2 separate regions of the Homo sapiens genome follow, and region 2 is linked to region 1. A link is a loop called in an ENCODE intact Hi-C map of the cell type or tissue named here. Cell type or tissue: psoas muscle. All regions are shown on one strand. Links, peaks and the distances in the headings refer to the core of each region. The heading gives the core; the rest is flanking DNA.

Evidence for each region. A loop is a pair of places that touch in the nucleus more often than their neighbours do. Peaks named below come from ENCODE experiments on the same cell type or tissue, not always from the same donor. Only the 100,000 strongest peaks of a DNase experiment are listed, where the experiment ranks them.
Region 2: a loop joins it to region 1, with 4 times the contacts of the local background. A loop is called at or near these places in 27 of 110 quality-filtered maps.

The regions. Positions count from the first base shown.
Region 1 is chr17:74,489,388-74,499,707 of GRCh38, forward strand. No RefSeq gene overlaps it. Among named protein-coding and RNA genes, the nearest start is that of CD300A, 28 kb to the left of the region's middle. In psoas muscle, for the core only: a CTCF peak has its summit at 4,138 (motif pointing left); a DNase peak (open chromatin) is centred at 4,154; H3K27ac peaks cover 706 bases.
Region 2 is chr17:74,297,272-74,307,591 of GRCh38, forward strand. It overlaps DNAI2 (dynein axonemal intermediate chain 2), which reads left to right. Exons shown (of 14, transcript NM_023036.6): 7 at 2,447-2,586; 8 at 3,775-3,897; 9 at 7,948-8,171. Among named protein-coding and RNA genes, the nearest start is that of KIF19, 24 kb to the right of the region's middle. In psoas muscle, for the core only: a CTCF peak has its summit at 4,056 (motif pointing right); a DNase peak (open chromatin) is centred at 4,100.

The sequences.
Region 1 (10,320 bases), core at 947-8,946:
CAGCCTGGATTTCATTGTCCATATCATTATCAGCATTTTGATCAAAGCCATTCAACAAGTCTCTAGCAAGTTCCAAACTTACCCATATTTTCCTGTCTTCTTCTGAGCCCTCCAAACTGTTCCAACCCCTGCCTGTTACCCAGTTCCAAAGTCACTTCCACATTTTCAGGTATCTACAGCAGCACCCCACTCTACTGGTACCAATTTACTACATTGGTCCATTGTCACGATGCTGATAAAGACATACCTGAAACTGGGCAATTTACAAAAGAAAGAGGTTTAACAGACTTACAGTTCCACGTGGCTGGGGAGGCCTGACAATCATGGCAGAAGGCAAAGCAGGAGCAAGTCACATCTTGTGTGGATGGCAGCAGGCAAAGAGAGAGCTTGTGCAGAGAAACTCCTATTTTTAAAACCATCAGATCTCATGAGACCCATTCACTATCACAAGAACAGCATGGGAAAGACCCGCCCCCAGGATTCAGTCATCTCCCACTGGGTCCCTCCCACAACACATGGGAATTATGGGAGCCACAAGGTGAGATTTGGGTGGGGACACAGAGCCAAACCATATCACCAAGACTATATAAGACCTCTATGGAGAGAACAATAAAATTCCAATAAAGGTTACAGAAGATGATCTGAATAAATGGAGAGATCTTTTAGGCTCTTACTTCAGGTGACTTAATGACACCAAGATGTCGAGTCTTCCCAAATTAATCAATATATTTGACCGGGTGCGGTGGCTCACACCTGTAATCCCAGCACTTTGGGAGGTCGAGATGGGCGGATCACCTGAGGTAGGGAGTTCAAGACCAGCCTGACCAACATAGAGAAACCCCATCTCTACTAAAAATACAAAATAGCCGGGCTGAATTAGCTTGTTGGGAACTGTAGTAAAGGTGACTGTTGTTATGTTTTAGCAAAGAGACTGGTGGCATTTTGCCCCTGCCCTAGAGATTTGTGGAGCTTTGAACTTGAGAGAGATGATTTAGGGTATCCGGCGGAAGAAACTTCTAAGCAGCAAAGCATTCAAGAGATGATTTGGGCACTGTTAAAGGCATCAGTTTTATAAGGGAAGCAGAGTGTAAAAGTTTAGAAAGGTTGAATTAGCTATTTGTAGACCTTTATTCCATTGAATGCATTTTAAAATAAGCTTATTATGTTCCTCAAAAAAATTCCTTTTTATTAGGAGTGTATTGAATGTATTGATTTTTTTTTTGAGATGGAGTTTCACTCTTTTTACCCAGGCTGGAGTGCAATGGCACGATCTCAGCCCACTACAACCTCCACCTCCTGGGTTCAAGCGATTTTCCTGCCTCAGCCTCCCTAGTAGCTGGGATCACAGGCATGTGCAACCTCTGCCTCCCAAGCTCAATAGATCCTTCCACCTCAGCCTCCTGAGTAGCCATAGATTTGAGGAAATAATGAGGAGCCAGAGGAAACTGTCCCGTCTCAGACTAGAAAAGGGGTGGCCTGAAGCGGAGATGGGGAGGGGAGAGAGCGCGAGCTGGTGGGACCCAGGGCTGGGCCGACCTGGAGTTGCCAAGAGAATCTGCAGGAGACACTGCTGCCCAGTACAGCAACCACAGGTGAGCATGGAGCCCTCGGGACCGGCCAGTCCAAACTGAAATGGGCTTTGAATCTACGACTTACTGCAAACGACAGGATGTCAACTATCTCATTGATAACACAATGAGTACCTATTGGACTGAAGGACTTTGTGTGTGTGTGTGTGTGTGTGTGTGTGTGTGCATATACATTTTTTTTTTGAGACATAGTCCCAGGGAGGAGTGCAGCAGCATGATCATGGCTCACTGCCCCTTCAAACTCCTAGACTTATGTGATCCGTCTGCCTCAGCCTCCCAAGTAGCTGGGACCACAGGCGCATGCCACCAGGCCTGGCTAATTTTTTTGATTTTTTCTAGAGATGGACTCTCACTTTTTTGCCCACACTGGTCAAACTACTGGGCTCAAGACATCCTCCCCTCTCGGCTTCCCAACAGGTTAAGATTACAGGCATGAGCCACTGCACCCAGCCTGATAATATTTTGGGGGTAAATAAATATTGGGGTGAATAAATAAAAATATTATTTCAAATATCAGTTATCCAAATTGATTATGTAATATTTAATCAAATTGATTATTGATTATTCAAATATCAAAGGTGACTTTGATCTTGAATTCAGTTAATTGAGCCTTAGGAGATTACGGACCCCTGTAAATCCAAGCTCCCTGCTCCTTTCTATTCACTGGCATTCTAGACTCATTCACCACACACATTAACTAACAGACAGATGCCAGCGTCGTGCTTTACCTGTTAAACAGTTACGAGTCTGGTTGGTACAGCCAGACTGTCTCTGTCTGCATGAGCCGGGTACAGAAAGGGGCCACTCCAGTGTTTTACAGATGGTTCTAATATGTTATTACTAAACACTTGCCACAACAGCTTGCATAGGCAGCTGAGGTCACTCGGTCACCTCAACATTCTGTGATCAGCCACATGAGCTGTTGGGTTTTACCAGGAAAAGAGTGACTAGTTATGCTTCTCTTTTTTAATTTTAATTTTTTTTTTTTTGAGATGGAGTCTTGCTCTGCCACCCAGGCTAGAGTACAATGACACGATCTCGGCTCACTGCAGCCTCTGCCTCCTGGGTTCAAGCGATTCTCCCATCTCAGCCTCCAGAGTAGCTGAGATTACAGGCACATGCCTCCATGCCCAACTAATTTTTGTATTTTTAGTAGAGACAAGGTTTCACCATGTTGGCCAGGCTGGCCTCAAACTGCTGACCTCAGGTGACCCACCCGCCTCAGCCTCCCAAAGTGCTGGGATTACAGGCATGAACCGCCACTCCCAGCCTCCTCTTATAATTTATTTAAAAGGCCATGGTGCTTTATAGAACAGCTTAACAATTACTGAGAAGAAAGAAAGAAGGAAAGAAAGACAGAGAGGAAGAAAGGAAGGTAATTCACATGCAGAGAGAACATTCCACTTTATTCTTTTTGTTTTTTTCAGGGAATGGGTGAGCTGAGGGGTTTATTCACACAACAGAATGCTTTGCAGCAGTGACAACAGATTGCCTTTTTTTATTTTATTTCATTTTATTTTATTTGAGACAGGGTCTTGCTCTGTCACCCAGGCTGGAGTCCAGTGGTGCAATCTTGGCTCACTACAATCTCTGCTTCCCAGGTTCAAGTGATTCTTCTGCCTCAGCCTCTCCAGTAACTGGGATTACAGGTACATGCCACCATGCCCGGCTAATTTTTTTGTACTTTTAGTAGAGACAGGGTTTCGCCATGTTGGCCAGGCTGGTCTCGAACTTCTGGCCTCAAGTGATCCTCTTGCCTCGATCTCCCAAAGTGCTGGGATTATAGGCATGAGCCACCATGCCTGGCCACCTTCTTTATTTTACAGAAGAGCCACGGGCCAGAGAGGCTACTTGAAATGACAAATGCCACTCCATTGGGTGATAATATCTGAACCTTGAATCTAGGAATTCTGGATCTTAGCATTAAAAACAACAACAATGAAAAAAAAAACCTTGTATTTTGAAACAATTTCAAACTTAAGGAAAAATTGTGGAAAAGGTACAAAGACCTCCCGTATGTCATTTTCCCAGATTTACCCTTTTTTTTTTTTAATTTGCCACTTTTTTGTTACTCTGTTTCTATCTATGCGTTTTTCCCCAGAACCATCTGAGAACAGGTTGCTGACACTGTCTTTGTCTGCATGTGCCGGGTACACAAAGGTGCCACTCCGGTGTTTTCTGAAAGTAGCTGGTGAAGCCTTCCCGTAGTTGTGCCTTGTCTTTGTTTTACAATCCAAGTTCACCTTCAAAATACAGCGCCTCACTTGGCATGTCCAATGCCAACATGATAGATATTCGGAGGATTAAATAATGTTAGGTTAATCATCAATATGTTCACAATTGGTCCAAGGAGGTGAAAGACATTTTCTAATTAGCCCAAGCCTTTTAGAAAGATGACTCAGGGCTGAATTATCCACAGTTTAGAAAATGACCTCACAATTATGTTTCTTTGTTTTTAAAGTTTACTGTTTGGGCAAACACCAGCCCTGGTTTGTAGACCTGACTCTGCCTGGGAACCAAACATAGAGATTTGATAGCCACGTATCTCCACCCTGTGGCCATGCGGGGAATCACACATGCCTGGATTCCCAAGCCTGTTGAATTCGTTGGGGTTGGTCTGTCAACGCCAAAGGAATTCTGTACTTTCTGGGTCAATGCAGCTGAGAAGCGGGAGGGCTTGAAACAGGGGAACAGACAGAAAACTCCTGCATGGCTTTCCAGCCCCTCTGCACGCCCAGTCCTTGGATGTTTTGTGCCGAAAGAAAACTCAACTCCTTGGCCGGGCACGGTGGCTCACGTCTGTTATCCCAGCATTTTGGGAGGCCAAGGCAGGCGGATCACTTGAGGTCAGGAGTTCAAGAGCAGCCTGGCCAACATGGCGAAACCCCGTCTCTACTAAAAATACAAAAATTAGCCGGGTGTGGTGGCGGACACCTGTAATCCCAGCTACTTGGGAGGCTGAGGCAGGAGAATCGCTTGAACCTGGGAGGCGGAGGTTGCAGTGAGCCAAGATCGCGCCATTGCACCCCAGCCTAGGTGACAGAGCAAGACTCTGTCTCAAAAAACAAACAAACAAACAAAACAAGAAAACTCAACTCCTCTCTAACTTTGAGTTTCTTTATTTCATATCCAATTGTCCCTTCCCAATTCCTAGATTTTCCCACCCCGACTGCAGTGTGTCAAAGGCAAGGGCAGCCACCCCACCTGTGGTTGGTGTCATGGGTTTGGGGTCAGATAGAACAGGCCTTAAATCCCACCTCTGCCCTTGTGACCTACATGGTCTGGGGCTGCCATTCAAGGCCATCTGGGTCTCAGTTTCTTCATTTGTTCCAGCAATGGTCCAGTGCCCCTCCAGTGCGTTCACCCTCACCAGGCTCTGAAGCAAGCTCTTATTTATTTATTTCTATTTTGAGAGGGAGTCTCAGTCACTGAGGTTGGAGTGCAGTGGTGCGATCTAGGCTCACTGCAACCTCTGCCTCCCGGGTTCAAATGATTCTCCTGCCTCAGCCTCCCAAGTAGCTGGGATTACAGGCACCTGCCACCACACCTGGCTAATTTTTGTATTTTAGTAAAGATGGGGTTTCGCCATGTTGCCCAGGCTGGTCTCAATCCCCTGACCTCAGGTGATTCACTCACCTGGGCCTCCCAAAGTGCTGGGATTACAGATGTAAGCCACCGCACCTGGCCACTCTTATTTATTTATACAGACAGGGTCTCACCATGTGGTCCCAGTTGGGCTTAACCTCCTGGTCTCAAGCAAATCTCCCTCCTCAGCCTCCTGACTGGCTGGGACCGCAGTGTGACCCACTACACCCAGCTGATGCAAGCCCTTAACAAAAGGCCCTGCCATTCTCTCCCTGGGCATCCTCATGCTGTTTCGTCACCTCTGGGACTCTTTCTAAGCACCCCTGACCTGCATCCTCATTGTCCAAAATTTCTTTGCTGTCGATTCTTTCCTTTGCTCCTGTTCTCGGGTCCTTTGAATTTGACCTTTGGACTCTCCCCTTTGACCTACATTCTGCAAATCTGGCCACATGGTGCATTGGAGCCCGGGACCTACTCCTGAAGCCCAGGCTGAGGGCAAGCTCTGGGTTCCTATGTGTCTGGTAAGGAAAGTGGGAAATGGGAACAGCAGGTTCTACCTTCCAGGAGTGTTGAGAGTTACAGGAAAGAATTGAGTAGAGTCCTTGATCCCAAAGTATTCTCTCTGTATATGAATTACCTCCCTTTCTTCCTCCCTTCCTCTTTCTTTCCTGTCTTCTTTTTTTCTCTCTTCTCCGTAATTGTTAAGCCATTCTTTTTTTTTTTTTTTTTTTTTTTTGAGATGGAGTCTCGCTCTGTCACCCAGGCTAGAGTGCAGTGGCACGGTCTCGGCTCACTGCACTCTGCCTCCCCGGTTCACGCCATTCTCCTGCCTCAGCCTCCCGAGTAGCTGGGACTACAGGCGCCCGCCACCACACCCGGCTAATTTTTGTATTTTTAGTAGAGACGGGGTTTCATCGTGTTAGCCAGGATGGTCTTGATCTCCTGACCTTGTGATCCGCCCACCTCGGCCTCCCAAAGCGCTGGGATTACAGGTGTGAGCCACCGCGCCTGGCTTGTTAAGCCATTCTATAAAGCACAATGACCTTCTTAATAAATTATTAAAGCATAACTAGCCACTCTTTTCCTAGTAAAACCCAACAGCAGATGTGCCTGCTGTTGACCAGGTGACCGAGTGACCTCAGCCGCCTATGCAAGCTGTGGTGGCAAGTGTTCAGTAATAACATAATAGAACAATCTGTAAGGGTGGCAGCCGTACCACCCAGATGCAGTGGCTCATGCCTGTAATCCCAGCACTTTGGGAGGCCAATGTGGGTGGATCACTTGAGGTCAGGAGTTCAAGACCAGCCCAGCCAATATGCGAAACCCTGTCTCTACTGAAAATACAAAAATTAGCTGGGGTGGTGCGTGCCTATAATCCCAGCTACTTGGGAGGCTGAGGCAGGAGAATCGTGTGAACCTGGGAGGCAGAGGTTTTAGTGAGCTGAGATTGCACCATTGCACTCCAGCCTGGGCAACAGAGTGAGACTCTATCTCAGGAAAAAAAAAATATATATATATATATATATGGTGAAGCACGATGCTGGCATCTGTCTGTGAGTTAATGTGTGCAGTGGAAGAATCTGGAATGCCAGGAAACAAAAGGGATGATGGGTTATGAGGAAGGAGCAGGGCGCTTTGACTGACAGGTGTGGGTAATCACCTGACACACAATTAACTGAATTCAAGATCAAAGTCACCTGCAGAATATCAATGGGCTAAGCTGCTCTGCCTTCCACAGAAGCAGAACAGGATCAGAAAACTCCCTCTCTAAGCATTCCGTACCTGGGTTAGCAAGAGTGTCACGAATGTCCAAACTTGCTAGATTATCAATCTCACAGGCCATCAGCTGACCCAAAGGACATGGGGTCAGGAGAAAGTTCTGCATAAGATTCTCTACAAGTGTCAGAGAAAGAGCTCTGGGAAATGGGATTTTGGGGCCATTTTCACTCCCATCACAAACGAAGTAGAAGCAGCTTCATCCCCACTGAGACTGTAGCTGGCCTCTCAGAGCCTCAGGAAAACCTTGGAGTGTGAGGGGAGGAGGGGGAGCTTCATGACGAGAGAGCTGAAACTCCATAATCAACACGGTGTCAACTGGAACTTTCTCCTTAGCCTCTGGATTTCACATTTCCCTTAGGAGAATCTAATGTCTACCTCTTTATTTGGCAGTCTTATATGGAATTTATGTAGAATGTTGCTTTGAATCTTCTCAACTAATTCCCATTCTGATTTTTTTCAACTTAAAAATTTTTATTTTTATTTTTTGAGACAGGTTTTCACTCTCTTGCTCAAGCTTGAGTGTAGTGGTGCAATCATAGCTCACTGCAACCACAACCTCCTAGGCTCAAGCAATTCTCCCACCTCAGCCTCCCAAGTAGCTGGGACTACAGGCACATACCACCATGCCCAGCTAATTTTTTTGCTTTTGCTTTGTGTATGTATGTGTGGTTTTGTTTTGTTTTGTTTTGTTTTGTTTTGTTTTGTTTTGTAGAGACAGGGTCTCACTATGTTGCCCAGGCTGGTCTTGATCTCTTGGGTTTAAGTAACTCCCACCTCAGCCTCCCAAATTGCTGGGATTACAGGTGTGAGTCACTGCACCTGACCCCATTCTGATTTTTTAAAAATTTATGAATAAATAACCTATTTAGACATTTTGAATCAGAGGTACGTGGACCCAACTAATCATGTGGTTACTATCAGGAAGCCAGGACCAGGAATAGTGGTTAGAAGAAGAACCAAGTCATCCATTCATCCATCCATCCATCCATCCAGTAACGAATATGTATGATATTTTTCCTATATGGGGACACAGTCTAGAAGGAGCTTGGAGACCAGTTGGGGAGCCTGATAACATTAAGTGTCAAAATGTTACTACAAAATGTCCTGAGTTACAATGATAGAGAAAGTCAAGGAGTCCTGGGAGCAGGCAGGACAGGCACATCCCACTGTGGTGGAGGGCAAGTAGGCACCTGTGTAGCTTCCTGAAAATGGCTCTTGGATGGTGGATGGAGTCTTACAAGATAAGCAAGCCGGGTGCCTCTAAAGCAAAGTGCATGGCAAGAGGTTTGGATGAGGCAGGGCCTGGGGAGGAAGAGCTGGCCACTCCTTCCTGTTGGAGCAGAAAGGGGAGGCCTCGAGTGGTGGGAAGTGAGGGCGGAGGGAGAGGCCAGCTCACAGAACATCAGCTTCACTGACAGGCTTCAATTTCATTTTGCAAACAATTTAGAAGCCATTAAAAGTTTTTTTTTAGGCCAGGCGTGGTGGCTCACGCCTATAATCCCAGCACTTTGGGAGTCTGAGGCAGGCAGATCACCTGAGGTCCGGAGTTCGAGACCAGCCTGGCCAACGTGGTGAAACCCTGCCTCTACTAAGAATACAAAAATTAGCCAGGCGTGGTGGCGCATGCCTATAATCCCAGCTACTCAGGAGGCTGAGGCAGGAGAATTGTTTGAACCCAGGAGACGGAGGTTGCAGTGAGCCAAGATCACACCACTGCACTCCAGCCTGGGTGACACACTGGACTCGATCTCAAAAAAAAAAAAAAAATTTTTTTTATATTAACTACAGAAAAAAGATCTATTTGTTGTAAAAAAAAAAGTTAGAAAATACAGACAAAAAGAAGAAAATAACAATGTTCATATATCTACATTTTTTCCTTATAAAATATGGGTTCAAATAACATATACTCTTAAAATTTGTATCATGTTCCTTTTATGGATGTAATGTAATTTATTTAACCATATCTTTACTGTTGGGGATTTAGGATGTTTCTAGTTTCTTGCTATTATAACCAATTATGTGACCATTCTTGCACATAATTATTTCTTTAGGATACACTCTTAGAAATGTCTCGGCCCAGGGGTAGTATATTCGATAGGATTTGGGTGCAATTTATTCTCCTATCAGCCTGGTATGGAAATATCCTTCAGCATATCCCATGGCCAACATTGGGAATGGTGCCTTTAAAAAAATGATTTAAACTTCTGCCAATTACAAATAAATAGTTCTCATTGCTTTTAAATAAATACCATTAATTCTGGCCGGGTTCTGTGGCTCACGTCTGTAATCCTGGCACTTTGAGAGGCCAAGGCAGGCAGATCACTTGAGGCCAGGAGTTTGAGACCAGCCTGGACAACATGGTGAAACCCCGTCTCTACTAAAAATACAAAAAGTTAGCCAGGCATGGTGGTGCATGCCTGTAATCCCAGCTACTCGTGAGGCTGAGGCAGGAGAATCGCTTGAGCCCAGGAGGCGGAGGTTGCAGTGAGCCAAGATCATGCCGCTGCACTCCAGCCTGGGTGACAGAGCGAGACTCCATCTCAAAAACAAACAATCAACAATAACAACAAAAAGAATAACATTAATTCAGAAAAGTGTGTATCGTTCCATATCCAGATGATGTCTCTTAACACACACACAAAAAGAAAAGTAAAAATTATTTAATTAGCCAGGCGCGGTGGCAAGCTCCCATAATCCCAGCTACTGGGGAGGCTGAGGCAGGAGAATTGCTTGCACCTGGGAGGCAGAGGTTGCAGTGAGCCGAGATCGCGCCATTGCACTCCAACCTGGGTGACAGAGCAAGACTCCATCTCAGGACAAAAAAAAAAAAAAATTTTAAACCCATGTGCAATGGACAGAAAATTAAAACAGTACAGGAAGTTATAAAATTAACAAAAAAGTCTCCTTCCTCCTACCCTACCCCTAGTACCATTCCACAAAAGTGACTACTGTTAGCCATTTCTTACACAGCTTTCAGAAAACTTATTATTATTTCAAAATTATTTTCAAAAGGGCTAATCCAGGCGCAGTGGTTCACATTTGTAATCCCAGCACTTTGGGAGGCCGAGGCAGGCGGATCACCTGAGGTCAGGAGTTCAAGACCAGCCTGGCCAACTTGGTGAAACCCTGTCTCTACTAAAAATACAAAATTAGCCAAGTGTGGTGACACACACCTGTAATCCCAGCTACTTGGGAGGCTGAGGAAGGAGAATCGCTTGAGCTCAGGAGGCAGAGGTTGCAGCGAGTCAAGATCGCGCCACTGCACTCCAGCATGGGCGACACAGCAAGACTCCATCTCCAAAAAAAGTGGGGGGAGGGGCTCATAATTCTTCATACCTCACTTTTGCATATGTCCTAGAGACCTTGT
Region 2 (10,320 bases), core at 983-8,982, 190 kb before region 1:
TTAGTAGAGACGGGGTTTCACTGTGTTAGCCAGGATGGTCTTGATCTCTTGACCTCGTGATCTGCCTGCCTCGGCCTCCCAAAGTGCTGGGATTACAGGCATGAGCCACCGTGCCCAGACTTTTTTTTTTTTTTTTTGAGACAGGGTCTTGCTCTGTCACCCAGGCTGGAGTACAGTGGTGTGATCTCAGCTCACTGCCACCTCCGCCTCCTGGGTTCAAGCGATCCTCCTGCCTCAGCCTCCCCAGAGGCTGGTGCATGCCACCACGCCTGGCTAATTTTTGTATTTTTAATAGAAACAGAGTTTTGTCATGTTGGCCAGGCTGTTCTCAAACTCCTGGCCTCAAGTGATCCACCCACCTTGACCTCCCAAAGTGCTGGGATTACAGGCGTGAGCCACCAAGCCCAGCCCAAACTGCTTTTTTTTTTTTTTAATCTCCAGTGAGATCAGAAGTCACCTGCCTGGGTTGGCTCTGAATGTCCCTACCTGCTCTGTTCCCCTGAACCTGGAGTCGCCAGACACCCAACCCATGACTACACCCAGGCCAGTCTTGACCCTGGGCGTAAAAAGCATTCCCCACTCCTCTCTGCTCTGTATGTTCTTATACTTTTGCTGCTTCTTCGGGAGTGGGAGCCAGGATGGCTGAGAAACTCCTCCTCTGAAGCTGTCTGTAGTCAGCTGCTTCCTAAGGCCCCGATCTCCCTCTCAGACCTGCTGCCTCCTGCCCAGGGGAGCTTTCAGATTATGGAATAGACCCGGGCTCCCATAAACGTCCCTGCCAAACTATCTGGGTGCCAGAGCTCTAAAAGACTGAGGCAGAGCCACTTTGCCATGATTAATTCAAGAGCCTTGACTCAGTCATTATTCATAACCTCTTTCAGTGGTTTTTCATGCCAGCTCATACCAGCCCAGACTCTGGTGCTCCGCTGCTCCAAGAAGGGCCCCTCTAGGGCCATGTGGGACCCAGTGGGACCTACTCTTGAGCACTGCTTTGCCAAAGTAGAACAGGCTTATCTTTTATTTTTATTTATTTTTATTTTTTGTTTTGTTTTTGAGACAGCCTTGCTTTGTTGCCCAGGCTGGAGTGCAATGGCATGATCTCAGCTCACTGCAACATCTGCCTCCCAGGTGCGAGTGATTCTCATGCCTCAGCCTCCTGAGAAGCTGGGATTACAGGTGCCTGCCACCACGCCCAGCTAATTTTTTTGTGTTTTTAGTAAAGATGGGGTTTCATCATGTTGGCCAGGCTGGTCTTGAACTCCTGACCACAAGTGATCCACCTGCCTCAGCCTCCCAAAGTGCTGGGATTACAGGTGTGAGCCACCAGGCCTGGCCTATTTTTATTTTTTGAGACAGGGTCTTGCTCTGTCACCCAGGCTGGGGTGTAGTGGCACGATCATGGCTCACTGCAGCCTCAACCTCCCAGGCTCAAGCAATTCTCCCACCTCAGCCTCCCGAGTAGCAGGCAGCCTCCCGAGTAACAGCCTCCCGAGTAGCATGTGCCACCATGCCCAGCTAGGTTTTAAATTTTTTGTAGAGACGGGGTCTCACTATGTTGCCCAAGCTGCTCTTGGATTCCTGGGCTCAAGCAATCCTTTTGCCTCGGCCTCCTAATGCGCTAGGATTACAAGCATGAGCCACTGTGCTTGGCTGAGCAGGCGTATCTAAGAAAACATATTTCTGGGCCAGCTGAGTTCAGGGAAAATGCCTTGAACTTGGAGAAATACTAAGTCAAAGCTTACGAGCTAAGTACTTTTGTTATTTTACAAAACGGCCTTTCCTAGAAACAGCTCTGAGTGACAGGGTGAGCCCTCATTGTGCATTCATGGGAAAATGGAAACGAAATCTAACAGGACAAAGGACAGATAACCTTTCCATCTTTCTTGGCAAAGCACTAATAACAGATCACAGTAAAGGCTAAAGCTCCTCTGTGAGTTTCTTTCCAACAGAGGCAGCAGAGGTACAAAGGATAAGAGGAAATGGGCTAATGTAGCAGAGAGATTCACCTAAATGGAGTCTTTCCACGTGCTTTTCCCTACGTTAGGGACTCGGCTCTCCTCTCGCCTGGCTCCCTCCATCCTGAGGCTCATCTTCCATCTCAGCTACCTGTCACTTCCTCCAGGAGGCCTTCCCTGACCACCCTCATGTGTTCCCCTGCCACTATGCCTGTCCTATCCCCAGAGGCTTGCCCAGGGCCAAGTGTTGGGTAGGGAGTCAATGCCTGGGAGGGGCTCAAGGAACTGAATGAAGCTTGCACTCTGGGAGTCTCTCCAGAGAGTCTGTAGAGGCTGGTAGGAAACTCAGGCTGATTTGAACCAAGCCCTGATTCTAGAAAACCACATACCTGCCAAACCAGAAGCAGCAGCCCCCTCTCTCCCCTGCTCCCTGCCCTAAGGAAGGAAGCCTGTGCCCCCTTCCACTCCTTCTTCATCTCCTTCCTCACCAGCCTGCTGGGACACCCGAAAGGGCAGCCTGGTGGCGGAGCTATCCACCATTGAGTCCAGCCACCGAGACCCTGTGTATGGCACCATCTGGCTGCAGTCGAAGACGGGCACCGAGTGCTTCTCAGCTTCCACGGATGGGCAGGTACCCACCAGCCAGACACTGGAGAGAGGAGGGAAGGGAGGGGCAGTAACTGTTCCCTGGTTCCCCATCAGAACCCCTGGGGACATTTCCTTTAACACATTTTATTTTGAGATGGAGTTTCACTCTTGTTGCCCAGGCTGGAGTGCAATGGCACGATCTTGGTTCACTGCAACCTCTGCCTCCCGGGTTCAAGCAATTCTCCTGCCTCAGCCTCCCAAGTAGCTGGGATTACAGGCGCCTGCCACTATGCCTGGTTAATTTTTTATTTTTAGTAGAGATGGTGCTTCACTATGTTGGCCAGGCTGGTCTCGAACTCTGACCTCAGGTGATCCACCCGCCTTGGCCTCCCAAAGTGGTGGGATTACAGGCATGAGCCACTGCGCCCAGCCTAACACTTTATTTTTAAGTTGAGTAGTGATAATACATGCCCACGGAACAGAATCTAAAGGGTGCAAAAAAGAAAATGCCTTCCTCTCACCTCTGCCTGCACCTCCTCCCCTCCCTCCCTCTCTTATGTCTGCCTTCAGAGCTAGTCTCTGCGTATGCAAGGAAACACACCTCTCTCTTCTTTACTCTTTCTTTTTGCACACTTCACACACTATTCTGTACTCGATGTTTTCCATTGTGTGTACCTTGGAGATAGTTTCATATTTCATACACCGCTGCCCCATGCCTATTAATAACTGCATCATGTGGGTGTACCATAATTTATATATGGATTCTAATATTTTGTTGCTACCCCCCAAAAAATACAGCAAAGAGCATCTTTATACACAGATTGTTGCACACATGCGGGGATATATCTACAGCAGACATTGCTGGCAGTGGGACTTCTAGGTCGGAGCACACATGCATTTTTAACATTGCCGGATATTGCCTTATTGTGGGGAGTCTTGGCATATACCGATTCTTGGCCTTGCACCTGGAGGTTTTGATTCAGTAGGTCGAGGGCGAGGCCTCAGCATCTGGGTTGTATGAAGCTTGCCGGCGACTCTGATGATCAGCCAGGTGTGGGAACTGTGGACAGAACAGCAATCCTCAAAGTGTATTTGCTCCCACGAATTGCCGGGAGCTCCATCCTTTGTGGCCCAGTGGCTGACCCCAGGACGGTGGGGTGAGGGCGGAGAAGGCAAAAGCCAGGGGAAATACAGGGCCTCGAAGTCTCACTGTCGCCCCTCCTCCCACCAGGTCATGTGGTGGGACATCCGAAAGATGAGCGAGCCCACTGAAGTTGTGATCTTGGACATCACCAAGAAGGAACAGTTGGAAAATGCCTTGGGGGCCATCTCCCTGGAGTTCGAATCTACTTTGGTGAGTGTCCCTTGCTGTCCCTTCCCCGACTTGCATTGACAGGGCAGCCAGGGCTAAAGACAGGCCATTGCTAGGATATCAGGTGCTCGTGGAACCCAGCACCAGCCCAGGGAGGCCACCCTCACTGCAGCCATCCTAGACGTGTGTGGCCTTTACAACAACTTTCCAGCAGGGGGCAGCAGAGCTTCTCGAAGAAGGACACCATAGTCATCATGGCACCAAGTCATCTTTTGGCCAGTGGCCCAGCTGAACACAGAGGGCAATCTTTTGACAGAACAATTCCAGAAAAGCCCTGTTTTGTGGGGAAGGTCACGCCCAGGACCAACATCGGGAGGCCTGGACTCCAACCCAGGTCCTGGCCCTGCCTGGCACGGGGTCCCTAGGCTGGTCACCTGCCTTCCTCTGGGGAAGGAAGAGGTACTGGAGAGGAAAATGAGGTCAAAGCAGGCTCCTTGGAAAACCAGAGCACAAGCATGGTCTCGGTGTTCAGTCACTGAGAATGACAAAGAAATATCAAAGTTCAGGTCGGGCAGGGTGGCTCACGCCTGTAATCCCAGCACTTTGGGAGGCCAAGAATTTAAGACCAGCCTGGGTACATAATGAGACCCCCCCCACCGCCCGCCCAGTCTTTACCAAGAAAGAAAGAAAGAAAGAGAGGGAGAGAGAGGGAAAGAAAAGGAAAGAAGGAAGGAAAGAAGGAAGGAAGGAAGGAAGGAAGGAAGGAAGGAAGGAAGGAAGGAAAGAAGGAAGGAAGGAAGGAAGGAAGGAAGGAAGGAAGGAAGGAAGGAAGGAAGGAAAGAAGGAAGGAAGGAAGGAAGGAAGGAAGGAAGGAAGGAAGGAAGGAAAGAAGGAAGGAAAGAAGGAAGGAAGGAAGGAAGGAAGGAAGGAAGGAAGGAAGGAAAGAAGGAAGGAAGGAAGGAAGGAAGGAAGGAAGGAAGGAAGGAAGGAAGGAAAGAAAAAGAAGAAAAATATCAATGTGAGGCAAGGCGCCGTGGCTCACACCTGTAATCCCAGCACTTTGGGAGGCTGAGGTGGCAGGATCACTTGAGCCCAGCAGTTCAAGACCAGCCTGGACAACATAGCAAGACACTGTCCCTACATAAGAAAAGAAAAAAAGGGCCAGGCACGGTGGCTCACACCTGTAATCCCAGCACTTTGGGAGGCCAAGGCGGGCGGATCACCTGAGGTTGGGAGTTCGAGGCCAGCCTGACCAATATGGAGAAACCCCATCTCTACTAAAAATACAAAATTAGCTGGGCGTGGAGGCGCACGCCTGTAATCCCAGCTACTCGGGAGGCTGAGGCAGGAGAATTGCTTGAACCTGGGAGGCGGGGGTTGCGGTGAGCCAAGATCGCATCATTGCACTCCAGCCTGGACGACAAGAGCGAAACTCCATCTCAAAAAAAAAACAAAGAAAAGAAAAACAGGAAATATCAGTTTGAGCATAGTGCAAATGTGTTAGAGGAGGGAAGCTTCCTAGAAGCAGTAAAGGAAGACTTCCTCGCTAGAGTAAGAAGACAACTTTCCCTTGTTGTTGGCTTTTGGTTTGGGCTGAGTCTTGGTTTACGTCTTAGTGCAGCCCAGGCCTGGTTCCCCCTTGGGGGTGTCACTTGTTTGCTTCGGGGTCATGGGCCATCATTCCTAGGGCTTTGGGAGGCCCTGGCCTCGAACATACCTGGGCAACCCTAGCTCAAGGCTGAGAGATGAATGTTGATGGAAGGAGGAGACAATTCCACTGACCCCCTCCCCAGAGGACAAGGCACTGGGCAGGGAGGTTGGGGTGGCGAGGGCTCAGGAAAACATTCTGTCCCAGAGGCAAGGCTTTCTAGGCCAAGTGCTAGACATGCAGCCACATCACTACTAGGGCCATCTCCTCCATGCCTGGCCCTTGCAGGGTGCACACTGTGTGTTGGACACTTGTGGCTGCCTGATTTAATAAGCTTGTGCAGTCGCCTACAACCATCTCGTGGGGTAATGTTATTATCCGTACTTGCCAGACACACACGATGAGTCTTCATGAGATTAGGTTGTGAGTCCTAGTACCTGGTAAAGCTGGGACTCAAACCCAGGGCTCCAACTCTGAGGCCCAGAGTGTCCACCTGCAGCCCACCATGAAGTCTGAGGCTAGAGGCACGATGGGCCACTCAGATCTGGGTGGCCTTTCTCTCTGGCTCACTGACGGGCGGCGTGCAGTCGGCTTGAATACTTTCTTCTCTGGACCTCTCAAGCTTGGTCTTTCCACTTGCCCTTGACGCCCAACTTGAAGCCCAGGTTTTTGTTTTGTTTTGTTGAGACATCGTTTTGCTCTGTTGCCCATGCTGGAGTGCAGTTGTGTAATCTCAGCTTACTGCAACATCCACCTCCTGGGCTCAAGCCTCAGCCTCTTGAGCAGCTGGGACCACAGGCACATGCCACCAAGCCAGGCTGATTTTTTTTTTTTTTTTGAGACAGAGTCTCACTCTTGCCCAGGCTGGAGTGCAGTGACATGATCTTGGCTCGCTGCAACCTCTGCCTCCCAGGTTCAAGTGATTCTCGTGCCTCAACCACCACACCTGGCCATGTTCTGGGTATTTTCTAGAGATTTTATATTTATCATTTTAGTAATTTTCTGGTAGAAGAAAACTGCATAATAAAACAATATGTTTTTTAAAAAAATAAAAATAAAAAAGCTGGGGGGCCAGGTGCAGTGGCTCAGGTCTGTAATCCCAGCACTTTGGGAAGCCGATGTGTGCAGATCACTTGAGCTTAGGAGTTTGAGACCAGTCTGGACAACATAGGGAGACTCCATCTCTACAAAAATACAAAAATTAGCTGACCCTGGTGGTGTGTGCTTGTGGTCCCTACGTGGGAGGCTGAGGTGGGAGTACTGCTTGAGCCCAGAAGGTCAAGGATGCAGTGAGCTGAGATCGCACTGCTGCACTCCAGCCTGGGCAATGGAGCCAGAACCTGTCTCGAGAAATAAATAAATAAACTAGGAGTTCTTTTTTCTTTTCTTTTCTTTTTTCTTTTTCTTTTTTCTTTTTTTTTTTTTTTTTTTTTTTTTTGAGGTAGGGCCTTGCTCTGTAGGCCAGGCTGGAGTGCAGTGGCATGATCTCGGCTCACTGCAACCTCTGCCTAAAACCTGGGAGTTCTATAGGGGCAGGTTCACCAGCTGCAGAGGACATCTGAGCCCGTTGACAAAGGCCCTCCCCTCAGTGTGCCCCTCCCCTACCTCACTCAGCTGTTCTTTCCATTTGGAATGCTGAGGACACAGCACCATTGTAGGCTCAGGCCCTGCTGGTGGAGGTTGTTCAGTCTAGCCCAGAAGTTAAGACAGAACAGTAAACAAGGAAGGGCATTGCGTGATGGAGGGGGTCATGCTCAGAGACGCGAGGGGAGCACTGGACCAGGAGTCAGGAGACCAGCCTTTGTGCATTCAGTCCGCAGTGAAGTGAATAACTACTAAAGCTCAGTTCGTGGGCGATGGACCCATGTCAGACAAGCTCGTGCCCCTCAAAGAGCTCACCCACCAGTGGTAGGGGGACGAGTTACATCACCGACTGCCAGGTAACTTCCTGAGTGCTGGTTGGTCACCTGCTCTGAGTTCTCAGGGACACCAGCCTGGACAATGCTATGACAAATGTCACTGTCTTGCCAGGGAAGGCTCTGCCCATCCCATGAGTGATCTGGGTGGGCCACCCTGCATCCCCTCCCTGGGTCTTCTTTACTCTCTCTGTAAACAAACATTCAGGATCTTTATGGCCAAATGCATCGAGGACACAGTGGTGCTCTGCAGAGGGGGCTAGTGACCTGACAACCCTCCAGGACTGGAGGAGCCAGGGAGGGCTTCATTCAGCACAGGCTCCTTGAGCAGCTTCCAAAAAGATGGGGTCTGAGGAGCCCGGGAAGAGTGGGGACTGCTCTCCAGGAGGGGCCACAGCCCTTGCCAAGGCTTGATCTGAGGGCCTTTCTAGCGCCTGCAGACCCCCCAAGCAAGCTCCTGTCCATGCCCGCTAATCCCAGAATTGATGGTTCGTGGAGTCTTCCCCTCCTGTGTCACTCCTTCCACAGCCCACCAAGTTCATGGTGGGGACCGAGCAGGGCATCGTCATCTCCTGCAACCGCAAGGCCAAGACGTCAGCTGAAAAGATTGTGTGCACCTTCCCGGGCCATCATGGCCCCATCTACGCCCTCCAGAGAAACCCCTTCTACCCGAAGAACTTCCTGACGGTTGGCGACTGGACAGCCCGCATTTGGTCTGAAGACAGCCGGGAATCGTCCATCATGTGGACCAAGTAAGAGGCGATGCTGGGGACAGGAGGGGATGCAGGAGACAGGAGGGGATGGAGGGAGCCCAGCTGGGCCCCGGAGAGTCCCGAGCCTCCATATGTAAAATGGAGAAAAACCTTTCCACAAACACCCGAGCTCGTGTTAGCAAGTGACTTGCTCCAGCCACTCCACAAAGTGATAAGCTTCAAACACTCAGTTACTAAAAATAATGGCCATGGCTTAATTTTATTTCCTTTTTTTTTTTTTTTTTTTTTTGAGACAGTCTCGCTTAGTTCCCCAGACTGAGTGCAGTGGCGTGATCTCGGCTCACTGCAGCCTCCACCTCCCAGGTTCAAGAGACTCTCCTGCCTCAGCCTCCTGAGTAGCTGGGACTACAAGCACCTGCCACCATGCCCAACTAATTTTTGTATTTTTAGTAGAGATGGGATTTTGCCACGTTGGCCAGGCTGGTCTTGAACTCCTGACCTCAGGTGATCTGCCCACCTCGGCCTCCCAAAGCGTTGGGATTACAGGTGTGAGCCACCGCGTCTGGCTGGCTTAATTTTCATAATCCTCAAACTATCCCCAGGAGGAGGCAGCATTGCTCTTCTCTTCATCTCATTTTTCATGTTAGGGAACTGGGCTACAGAAAGGCCAAGCCACTTGCTCCTGCTCTCCCAGCTAGTGAGGAGCCGAGATTGGGTGTGAACCAAGGAAGCTTGGCTGGGAAATGCGGGTGCCTTGGCACAATTCAGCAGTGAGGCATAGCCTGTCTTGCTCAGTGCCACTCCTCTGAGGAGAGCAACAGACAGGGAGCTTGAGACAGAGCTATGAGCACAATGGTTAGACCAGAGAAGCTTAGACTATCACATCCCCCTCCATTCTTCTTAGGGCCCATTTACCTTGTCTAAAAGTGCCCTTTCTCCTCCTCCCCTTCATCTCCTAAATTAGGTAATAAGCCCGAATTCTAACCACCCCCTTGAGTCATTCACCACCGAGCACTGCCATGTGTATTGTGCATTGCATGTATAAATAATTACTTTTTTCTCTTGCTAAAAAAAACATCCTGGGGTTCCTTTCCTGCCCACAGAACCACAGACTCCTGCAACGTCAAAGCCACCAGCAACCCTAATGAGCATCTTTGGTTCCAGTGCTTCCCAAATCTGGTTGCATCAGAATATCTTGGGAGGAGTTTTTGTTTGTTTGTTAAAATGCTTTTGAGATGGAGTCTTACTCTGTCACCCAGGCTGAAGTGCAATGGCGAGATCTCGGCTCACTGCAACCTCCACCTCCCGAGTTCATGCGATTCTCCTGCCTTATCCTCCTGAGTAGCTGGGATTACAGGCGCACGCCAGCACACCCAGCTAATTTTTGTATTTTTAGTATAGACAGAGTTTCCCCATGTTGGCCAGGCTGGTCTCAAACTCCTGACCTCAGGTGATTCGCCTGCCTCAGCCTCCCGAAGGGCTGGGATTACAGGCATGAGCCACCGTGCCTGGTGGAGGAGTGATTTTTTTAAAATCCAGATTCTCAGCCCCAACCCTGGGGGTACTAACATAGAATCTTGGGCTTAGCCCAGGAATGGGTTTGCTAAGGAGCAACCCCAGGCTTGTGACTCAGCCAGTCCTTGCTTTGGGAGCAGAAACCTGGTTCGATGTCCTCATTCTACAGGGGTGGGAACGCTGGCTGACAAGGGCAGTGCATTGTTCCAGGCCTCATAGCAAGTAGGGGGTTCCCAGTAGATGTGAAGCCCTTTACAGGCTTTAGGAGCCTTCCCAATGTCTTCAGGTCCTGCAGGCTGCCAGGGCTGTGTGAAAGGAGCAGGGTGTCGAGCACAGCACCCATAGGCCTTTCGCAGGGCTGGTTCCTAGAGGGACTTGGTGGACCTGTGTCGTAGAACCTGGGTCTCCCTTGTCCTCCTCCTGCATAAGGTTAAACAAATTTAGCAAATAAGAATATTTGACCCTGGGCCAGGTGCAGTGGGCTAATGCCTGTAATCCCAGCACTTTGGGAGGCTGAGGCGGGAGGATCACTTGAGGTCAGGAGTTCAAGACGAGCCTGGCCAATATGGTGAATCCCCATCTCTAATAAAAATACAAAAAATCAGCTGGGCTTGGTGGCTAACGCCTGTAATCCCAGCACTTTGGGAGGCCGAGGCGGGTGGATCACCTGAGA